2 separate regions of the Homo sapiens genome follow, and region 2 is linked to region 1. A link is an interaction called in ENCODE POLR2A ChIA-PET data of the cell type or tissue named here. Cell type or tissue: PC-3. All regions are shown on one strand. Each heading gives the region's core, and the rest is flanking DNA. Links, peaks and the distances in the headings are about the cores only. Region 1 holds the start of KRTAP29-1 (keratin associated like protein 29-1). Region 2 overlaps LOC105371776 (a long non-coding RNA gene).

Region 1 (5,388 bases), core at 300-5,299:
TGTAAATTCCCACTCCCACCAACACTTGGCATTATATAGCACAGGAGTCAGAAAACTATGGCCCATTGATACAGGAGCGGGGCAGGGAAGTGCTGGGAGAAGAAGGGTGGGTCCCTGGTGAGGACTCCACCCCTACTGTGCCCACGGACCTAGGGAACAGGCATTTCTGAATGAATAAGAACAGGCATTTCTGTTTTTGTGCCCAAACGTTGCATTTCCCAAAACCACCCTGGCCCACCACGCCCTCATCCTGTGCCTAGTGGGAAGAGACACAGGCAGCTGGACATCCGAGAGGAGCAAATCGTCAGAAGAGCACACCGACAGGCAGCGGCAGACGCCAGCAGGACGGCAGGCCATCGACAGGGGGAACCATAGTGAGTTTGTCGGGGGCGGGATGAGGGAAGCCTGGCTGAGCAGCCCAACTCCAGGGGAAAACCACCTTCCCACTCCATCCCCCTTCTGGCTCCCCCGTCTGCTGAGAGCTACTTCCACTCAATAAAACCTTGCACTCATTCTCCAAGCCCATGTGTGATCCGATTCCTCCAGTACAACAAGGCAGGAAACCCTGGGATACAGAAAGCCCTCTGTCCTTGCCATAAGGCAGGGGGTCTAATTGAGCTAACTAACACAACCCATCTATGGACGGAGGCTAAACTGAAAGAGTACCCTGTACACACACCCACTGGGGCTTCAGCTGTAAACACTCACCCCTAGACGCTGCCGTGGGGTCAGAGCCCCAAAGCCTGCCCATCTGCATGCTTCCCCTAGAAGTGTGAGCAGTGGGGCACGGAAGAAGCGAGCCACGCCCCCGTTGCACGCCCTGCGAGGGGAACAAGGAAACTCTTCCCGTCTCACCATGAGCCAAACAGAGCCCCAGCCTGTTTTTACAAAGTTTTATTAGAACCCAGCCACACTCATTTGCTTACATATTGTCTATAAATGTAATGATATAATGCAATGATACAACGGCAAAATTCAGTAGTTGCAACAGAGACCATGTGCCCCACAAAGCCTAAATTATGTATATCTGTCCCTTTACAGGATAAGTTTGCTGGGCTCTGATATAGCACTCTATTTTTTGCAAATCTAATACCTGTAAAGTAATATGTAATTGTTATTTTAATTTTGAAATCTCTGAGAAATAATACTTTTGAGAATTCTTTCACAGGCTTACTTAAGGATTCATCTTCCGTGAAGTTCCATTCATGTCTCAAGAGAGGTTTTGCACAGGGTGTCCACCCAAAGATCGTTTCTGGGAGACATTCCATCCATGGCACTTCCTTTGTGATATCAAGTTCCCTCTCTCCCCCTCCTCCTTTTTGTTTCTAATTTTCTTTTTGGACCTCAAAATTAGTCAATCACATTTCTTATTTTATGGCATACTAAAAAGATATCCTTCCAAATCTCTTCCCCATCAGTTCCAGAAGTACAAGAGGCTTCAGTTTTAATCAGTTTGAGAATATTTAGAACCTCACAGAACACATCAACAAACTCACAAGATCATGTAAATAAATGAGCCCTCAGAGGTAGAATAAACTAACTTCTTCGTGTTATAGATTAGCACCCTGGTGTTACATAAGGTCATACAGTAAATAAGTGGCCAGGATGCAACTCAAGCCTTCTCCTTTGAGCCGTGGTCTAGTGCTTTTTCCTCACCACCACCATAGAAGTCCTCCTCTGAGTTGCATTTCCAAGCAGGTCATAAGGCAAATGCCCATACTCTTGTCCTTCAGTGACCTTGATGTCTCATTATTCCCGGGCTCTTTTGGTTAGTTTTCCTTCATCTGTAAGGTTTTTTTTAGAATGTCCCACACATATTGGCAAGACCTATTTAACTACTGAGAACCTCAAATCACAGTGATTGAGAGGACTGGAACGAGAGATGCTCAGCCAGTGACCATCAGGTAAGTTTATGAGCAGATCCTAAGGTCCCTCCTCGGGTTGGGGAGAAGGCCCGATCTGGGAGAAAGTCAGGGCACTGGTCATAAAGACATAAGGACAGAAGTCCAACCATTTAAACTGGGACAGGAGTCATCCAAAGGGCAGGGGGGAACAAGAGGGTGATATCAGCTGGGCCAGTTAGATGGGGAAGGCTAAAATGCTAAAATCAGTCTTTTAGTGCACTTTACTCAGGTTTGGCTAGGCATGTTTTATAGGCAATTGTAAATCATGGAGCAAATAAATCAACCTTAAGTGCAGCCATACAACTAAGTTGAAATGTGGTGTGTGTCTGTGTGTGAGTGTGTGTGTGCATGTATGTGTGTGCATCTGTATCTGAGTGTGTGTGTGTGTACCTGTATGCATCTATATGTGTGTGCATGTGTGTGGGTAGAAAAGGTACTGAAGGCAATACCCATACATAGTTAGAAATAAAAGGAAAATACCCATTAGAAGACTAGAACAGATCTAGCTACTTGAACTGTTGAAATGATAAGCCCACCTATATCTAGGGATTCAAGAAGCATTCAATGCTTCTTGAATTCAATTCAAGAAGAGATTCAGTGCTGACATTAGTCAATTCAACTGCAGGTAGAAATTCTCCACCTGGACCCTTCCATGTTCAGGTGCTAGATTTTGTTCTTATGGCCATCCCCCTCTTTTTTGACCCAGAACCTTCTTTCAAGACTACGACCCTTGTGATTCTAAAACTGGGGATAAAACAATTAATAGTCTCTCTACAGATCCAAAGTATACCTCAGTGACAGAAAAATGTGAACTATGAAGATTTGTTTGCTAGTTACCAAATTATTGCTGCTCACCTACAGGTACACCCTTCATTGCCTGCTCTATGATAATACAAAGGGATCCTATGAATATTTCTCCTTAGCCAGCTGACACAATGTCCCAGGCAGGAGAATCGCTTGAACCCAGGAGGCAGAGGTTGCGGTGGGCCGAGATCACGCTCTTGCACTCCAGCCTGGGCAACAAGAGTGAAACTCTGTGTCAAAAAAAAAAAAAAAAAAAAAAGAATCTTAAATGAATTAACCCTAAGCTATTCTCTATGGCCAATACCTCATGTTTGTTTTCATCTGTGGCTTTCCAGAACCATTTTTGTTGTTGGCTTCCTGTCTACTCACTATAGGGAAAATGAGCCCACTCAGCTCAAAAGAACTCTTGGTGGTGAAAATTTTGGAAGCCAGTGAACTGTTTGCCCTTACTCTCGTCCAGCTGGAGAATCTATAATCCTAGACACTAGCTACCCTTGCAGACCAATGCAGACCCACTGACTTAGATGACTCAGGCTCATTGTGTTCAAATGTGACCTGAAGGAAATCTACATAGAGGTGTGTGTAGGAATGAAAGCACTCCAGGAGTCTTATTTATTATACTTAACCAGTCACATTTTTATTAGCAGCTGGCAGCAACGAGGTCTTCTGAAAGACCAGGCAGCATCAAGAAAGAGAAACAAGAGAGGGTTTGCTAAAGTGAAATGAATTGACATCATCAGGAAATGCAAGCAGCAGTGTGGTAGTCCATGGTTGCTGAAAGGTTATTCTCGGTTAAGAAGGATCTCTTCGTGCCTGGACAAGTTCCCTGGTCAGCACCTGGAGAGAATGTGAAGGTGGAATCAGGGTAAAGTTAGAAAGCAGGCAGCATTTGTACTCGGTGGGAGGCAGGCACCCAGGGATGGCTATGCATTTATAGACAGCCGCAGACCCTCAGAGGAGGTGTGAAGAGGGCTCCATTAACAAAGTGTTGCCTTGCAGAAGCTGGACTCACAGCTGGGTTGGCATGAAGTCGGCAAGCAATTGGAGCCACTACTGGGTGATGTGCCTAAACCAGTCACACAGCAAGCTGATTTGCAGCCACTCTGGTTATAGGAAGGGGGTCCATCACAAGTTGGTTGGCCAGAAATCACAGTGTCACAAGAAGCTGGTTTGCAACAGTTCTTTGTGGAACAAGGGGCCTGGCAGTTAGCCACTGGCTGGTAGATGAAGCATGTGGAAGGAACCAGTTGGCAGTGAGGTGGCTGGCAATGGGAAGGCACACAGCAAGTAGTATTGCAAGAACTGAACACACAAGTCGATGGCTGGCAGGGAACAGGCATGTAGAGGGCTGATTGGCAAGGCTTGAAAATATAGCAGATGGGTTGATAATAAGTTGATTTACAGGGCTGGCCTTCACCACTGACGGGTTGACATGAACTTCCTTGGCACCAAGTTGGTTGGCATGGACTAGCTGTACAGATGGTTGGTAGGCAAGAAGTTTCCGGACAGGAGGTCACTTCAGAGCAGGATGGCTGGCAGGATCCAGCATCACAGCAGACTGATTGGCCACAAGCTGCCTGACATGATCCAGACATGCAGACAGATTCCTGGCAGGAGCTTTGCTGGCAGGGACTGGCATCGCAGCACTTTTCCTGACAACAAGTAGATTCCGAGCAGGATGGCTGACATGAGCTAACCAGACAAGGAGACTGACCAGTGCCAGACTGATAGCAGGCTGCGTGGGAGCACATAGGTTGGCAAACAAAACCCACACAAGACGTTGCTGGAAGGCGGGTAGGTTGACACGAAGCAGGATCACAGCCACTTGGGGCACCAATGGATGGCTGACAGCTTTCTTGGCATGTGACCAGTTGCCACATTCTGCTGTGGCAGGAACTAGGCAAACAGAGAGCATGTCGAAATCCACCTTTAACTGGGTATGTGGTGATGGTGGGCACAGCTGGAATGGCTGTGGTGTTTCCAGGACAACAGCCGTCTGCCATGGTGCTGGTGCTGACCTTGCTGGGAAGTTGCAAGCTCAGTATACCTGCATTGGAAAGACATCCGATACAGAGGGGCTTTTATAGTCCTTCACTAGGGGTGTTGGCACGCCATGCAGCATCTTTCCTTGTTATTGTTTTTACTCATTTGCATGCAAACATCTGATTAGCAGGCTTCAGGAGCCTGGGAGATGTTTCAACTTTGAAAAGGTGTCTGTTGAGTCGGGAGTTTTCTGCGCTGCATTTGGATTCGTTGACACTGCTCCTGCTCTTGGATGAGCTGTCTCTTTTACAGGTTGCTCTCCAGCCTCACTGAAGCAGGCCTTTCCTGGCACTAACCTTTCATCAGGAGGCCTCTGCCAAGCCAGAGTGGCCCTGCTGTTCCTCCAGGAATGCAGCTTTGCACCATTCAATCAGAAATGAAGCCTTGACCCAGTTTGGGGAGAGGATGTCAAGACGGGAAATGGAAAATTAGTCCAAGGAACCCAGGGACACTTAAGTGCCTCTACCTCTTTTTAAAACCTTCCCATTTATCATTCCTGAAACTTGTTTACTAGTACTATTACTAATAATAACAATAGAAATGGCTTTCATTTATTGCATAGTTACTAGATCAAGTCCTTGGCTGCATTTTTCACTGGATCCTCACAATGACTTCAGTAAGTATAATTGTCATCACT
Region 2 (5,388 bases), core at 76-5,075, 490 kb before region 1:
ATAATTACCTGAATCTGGAAACGAGTTCTAAGTTATGTAAAAACACAAAGTTTTTTTTTGTGTGTGTGCAAAGTTGTAACTGAATTTTTTTAGGAATGTAATTGCTGTATAAATCAAGGAAGATTGTACTTAAGCTTATTTTGCCCAGAATTTGATCAAGGGTTGTTTAAAAAATCCCATCACCAACAACATTGCTGCTCATTGTATTTAAGTCAGTGATGTGCCCACGTTTATCAGTCTCTCTTCATTTGTACCTTTTTGCATTCTCGCTGGTTTTGCATATAGATGCAATCATTTGACTACTTCATTACATCTTCTGGTACAATCATACTCGAACATTTCCATATTGAAATGCAAATAATTTTATTACAAGTTATCTTTCCTTCTGTTTTTCTTTTACATCTATCATTAACCTTTCTACACACTATAGATTATAATCATAGATAATATAAACTTCCCATGCATAGTTTCTTTATCTTCTTTTCTTTTTTTTTCTTTGAGACGGAGTCTTGCTCTTGTTGCCCAGACTGGAGTGCAATGGTGTGCTCTCAGCTCAGTGAAACCTCCGCCTCCCGGGTTCAAGCAATTCTCCTGCCTCAGCCTCCTGAGTAGCTGGGATTACAGGCATGTGCCACCACACCTGGCTAATTTTTATATTTTTGGTGGAGATGGGGTTTCACCATGTTGGCCAGGCTGGTCTCAAACTCCTGACCTCATGGTCTGCCCGCCTCAGCCTCCCAAAGTGCTGGGATTACAGGTGTGAGCCACCATGCCCGGCCAGTTTCTATATATGATATATAAAAATGTATATATGAAACACAGAAGTGATAAGTATATGTTTTGTACATGTGATATTTATAGTACCCACCCCTGCTCCTCCTCCGTATACTAGGATAAACTGTGTGTTGGAAGGATATATTACCTATGAATTTCATTTCTCAATAGTAAAGGGGGTGAATCAAAATATTTGCTATAAAAAAGGAATGTAAGTCAGAACTACTGGCAAAATATAGGAAGGAGCAGGGCTAAGCACTACAGAGCACTGGTCTCCAAGTAAAGTATGTACTTTTAGGAGATGCAGGCAACCCACTGGGTGGGAGGAAGAGGGTGTCAGAACTTCTATTTAAGTTTTTGTATTAGAAAGTAAGAATTAAACTAAACTCATATTTAATATAAGAATGACATTGGCATTCTGATTTTATCTTTATGTCAATCTCTCTTCTCAATCAGCTCAAAAGATATTCTGAGAAAAGAATGTTCACCCCACAATGTAGAGAAGTGGATAGTGACATCTTCATTTGCTTGCAATGCACTGTGACATTGCAGTTTATGTCCATTGTATTTCAGGATTGTATTGCTGCTTTTAATGGAGCGAATCCCCCCTCCCCACCAGAAACAGCAAAGAAACAGCAACTGGAAGATAACAGAATCATGAAAGCATGATTGAAGAACAAAAAAATGGGACAGCTGACACTTCCACTTCTGTTAAGAGTTCTTTGCCAGCCACATTATTGGGTAAAATATAATACAATAATCATCATAATGGTGGTATTATATTCCACAAGAAATCAGCTGATAAAATTTGGAGTTCTCAAAAAGATTATTTAAAATAAGGATTTGGGTCTACAGTCTTTATGCTAAATACATGTTGTGCATTGAGCTATCTGATAGTATATATACACATACATATATTTTATATAATTTTAAAATAAATATGGACATCTTGGGGGTGCATACTCAAATGTTTTTACTGTAATAAGAAATGTCTAGTAATCACTGCTCTAGAGGAAGGAGCTCTAGGCTTGAAATCAGAAATCCCACATATAAGACCTAGGTCTGCCAGCTGCTATCCATGAGACCTTGGGGAAATCATTACATATTTCTGAACCCTGCATATGTCCCCAGGTTGTTCTGAAGATGATTTCTACATAGAGGTGTAAGTATATTGAGAATTGCAAAGATCTGTGCACACACACAGTGTTACACTGTTCTTCTATACTACTTCTTGACATACTTTGGTATGTCCTGACCGCATAACACAGTATCCCGCACATGGAGATAATTATAATTCTAAGTAGTGTTTATGAACAATAGAGTCTTATCACTGTTTAAATGGCTTTCCATAATTAGAACAGAGTGGAAATTCCAGTGTGCTTATTTCATTTTTCCCCTCTTAACACAGTTTCCACAAATAAATACTGTAAAGCATGGTGTTCCTGCCAAGATGTGATATCTTAGTCTTTGTCCCCATTTTTGCAGAAGGTAATCAGCTCTACTGACAGGGCAGATGAAAAAACAGTGAAATAATAGAAAGTTTAATTTGAATGTGTATGTAGATTACCTGTAGACATTTTGGAAGGCATAGGTTGCTAGAGGTCATCTCAATTGTACAGGGAGGACTATTGCATTGTCAAGCTCCCATGGCAACCTGGGCTTACTTCTGTGTAGTGCTTTCTACCATGTCTGTGTAGTTGTACATCTATTTCTACTTCTGAGTTCTTTGAAGGCAAGGACTGGGTTTCATTCATTATTTTTAATCACTGTTGCCTGGCACAGTGCTTGACACTGCAGAAGGAATGATCAACCAATACATATTTTAATGCATACTGTGAACCAAGGTCTATGATAGGCGTTGGATTGATTTATATAAATTCCAGTTATTTTTTAAAGGCAGAAAATGATAGTTGGGCTTGGGGAGATGTCAGTGAAAGGGAATAGGTGATGGGCAGTAGTGAGACTGTTACGCATTCTTTTTCCAAAGAGAAAGTGGAAGATGGACTTTTGATTGGAGAAAAATCTTGGCAGGAAGATCACCATGGAGCGTAGAAGGGTGAGGATACACCTAGGTGAGAGGAGACATTGCCGTGAGTTTCTATATTTCTTTTGGCTTGGCATCAAGTAGCGATTACATACCAACTCCTTTTAACTCTTCCCACCATAAGTAACCCAGTTGTCCAAACATTACTCATTCACATTCCCAAACCAACTACCAAAACAACATTCCAGGAGAAGCAGGAGTTTTAAAGGTTGTGCGTTATGACACCTCCATCTTTTCTTTCTAATAACAGGCTGCACAAATATAAACGTGTGATTACAGGCAGGCTATGGTTCAACTTTAATTAATCCGTTGGTTCTATAGATTAAGAATATGATTCACAAAGTTTGTTCATTAAAAAATCCATTATAAGGAAATTATTTACCTGTGCTATTTTTTTTTTTTGCTATAAAGAAATTTTCATGCTCTTTAGTCCTCAGAGTACAAGCTTTTTTTGGAGCTGAAAATACAGCAGAAACTGACCACACTAGAAAAATAAAAAGCTAAATGTTCAATTGCTGTTTTTAATTTTCATTTTTTTTTAAAAGTCAGGTTTATTGAGGTTTAATGTGCATAAAGTAAAATTTACCTTTTTTTGGTGTATAGTTCAATTAATTTTGACAAACAAATTCAGTTGTACAATGGCCACCATAAACAAAACAGAGAATATGAGAATACTTCCATCATTCCAAAAAATCCTCTTGTACCTCTTTGTGGTAAACACACTCCCTTTACCCTCTGACAATCTCTGATCTGTTTTTAGCTCTCTAGTTTGACTTTTCCTTGAATTTCATATCAATGAGCTATAACATATAGCCTTCTGAGTCTAGCATCTTTCACTTAGCATAATGCTTTTGAATTTCAAGATGTAATGTGGTCTGTTTCTTTTGTAGCATTTCATATATGGGTGTACCATATTTTTTTCCATTCACTAGTTTATGGGCATTTGGGCTATTTTCAGATTTCATGATTATGAATAAAGCTGCTCTAAATTTTCCTCATAGGTCTTTATGTAGATATTTTTATTTCAGTTGGATAAATGTCTATGAGTGAGATTGCTAGATTGTATGTTAAGTCTATGTTTAACACGATGACAAACTGCCAAACTATAATTTTGCATTCCCACTAGCAATATATGAGGGTTCCAGTTGCTCAGAATCCCTACTTGCACTTGGTATTGTCCATCAAAAAATTTTTTTTGAGTCATTCTAATAGTTGTATAGTGGTATGTTTAGAATTTGTATTTCCCTAATGTCTAATGATGTCAAGCATCTTCTTTGTGTGCTTATTTGCCATTTGTATCTCTTCTTTGATAAAGTATCAGTTCAAATCTTTTGTCCATTTTTTAATTGGTTTGTGGTTTTTTTCTTGTTATTGAGTTGTAGTTTTTTATATTTATATTCTATATGCCAGTCCTTTATAAGATTTGTATTTTTGTGACTATTTTCTCCCAGTCTTTGGCTTTTTAAAATTATTTTGACGGTGACTTTCAATAGATGACACAAACAAATGGAAAAACATCATATGCTCATGGATTGGGTGAATAATGATATTGGGTCAATATTGTTAAAATGACCATACTGCCCAAAACGAACTACAGGTTCAATGCTATTCCTATCAAATCACCAATGTAATTTTTCACAGAACTAGAAGAAACTATTCTAACATTCATATGGGACCGATGAAGATCATGAATAGCCAAAGTAATCCTAAGTGAAAAGAACACAATGAAATACAAATGGGCTATATAATGATCAAAATACATGAGCAGATGTTTCACCAAAGAGGAGATACGGATGGCAAATAGCCACATGAAAAGCTGTTCAGGCCAGACACAGTGGCTCACGCCTGTAATCCCAACACTTTGGGAGGCTGAAGTGGGTGGATCACCTGAGGTCAGGAGTTTGAGACCAGCCTGGCTGACATGGTGAGACCTCATCTCTACTAAAAATACAAAAATTAGCTGGGCATGGTGGCGCATGCCTGTAATCCCAGCTACTCAGGAGGCTGAGGTAGGAAAATCACTTGAACTTGGGAGGCAGAGGTTGCGGTGAGCTGAGATTGCTCCACTGCACTCCAGCCTGGGCGCCAGAGAAAGTCTCTGTCTCAAAACAAGAAAAAAGAGAGAGAAAAAAAAGAAAATAAAAAGAAAAGCTATTCAGCATATTTTCCATTAGGGAAATGCAAATTAAACTTCAGTGAGCTATAAGTACATACCTATTAGAAAAATACTGATAATGCCAAATACTGATGAGGATGCAGAAAAATTTGCTCTCCCATTTATTGCTGGTGGCAATATAAAATGGTACAGCTTCTCTGGACAACAGTTTGGCGGTTTCTTACAAAACTGAACATGCACCTACCATATGACCTAGCAATTATATGCTTGGACATATAACCCAGAGAAATGAAAATGTATGTTCACACCAAAACGTGTACACAAATGTTCAGTCTCAAAAGGTTACATACTGTGTGATTACACTTATATAGCATTCTCTAAATGGTAAAACTATAGAGATGGAGATTAGTAGTTGCCAGGGGCCAGGAACTGGGAAGGGAGTGTTGAGGTACAC

The links. ChIA-PET counts read pairs that join two places held together with the same protein. Peaks named below come from ENCODE experiments on the same cell type or tissue, not always from the same donor. Only the 100,000 strongest peaks of a DNase experiment are listed, where the experiment ranks them.
Region 2: POLR2A ChIA-PET joins it to region 1 with 13 read pairs; 5 of 35 experiments call an interaction of 5 or more read pairs at or near these places.

Annotation. Positions count from the first base shown.
Region 1 is chr17:41,298,141-41,303,528 of GRCh38, forward strand. KRTAP29-1 (keratin associated like protein 29-1) reads right to left here and starts at 4,711. Exons shown (of 1, transcript NM_001257309.1): 1 at 3,686-4,711. The coding sequence starts at 4,711. The coding sequence ends at 3,686. In PC-3, for the core only: no CTCF peak of the experiment used is centred there; no DNase peak of the experiment used is centred there.
Region 2 is chr17:40,807,802-40,813,189 of GRCh38, forward strand. It overlaps LOC105371776 (a long non-coding RNA gene), which reads left to right. Exons shown (of 4, transcript XR_934753.2): 2 at 1,348-1,515; 3 at 2,762-2,846. Among named protein-coding and RNA genes, the nearest start is that of KRT10-AS1, 8.6 kb to the right of the region's middle. In PC-3, for the core only: no CTCF peak of the experiment used is centred there; a DNase peak (open chromatin) is centred at 2,870; H3K4me3 peaks cover 1,045 bases; H3K27ac peaks cover 1,253 bases.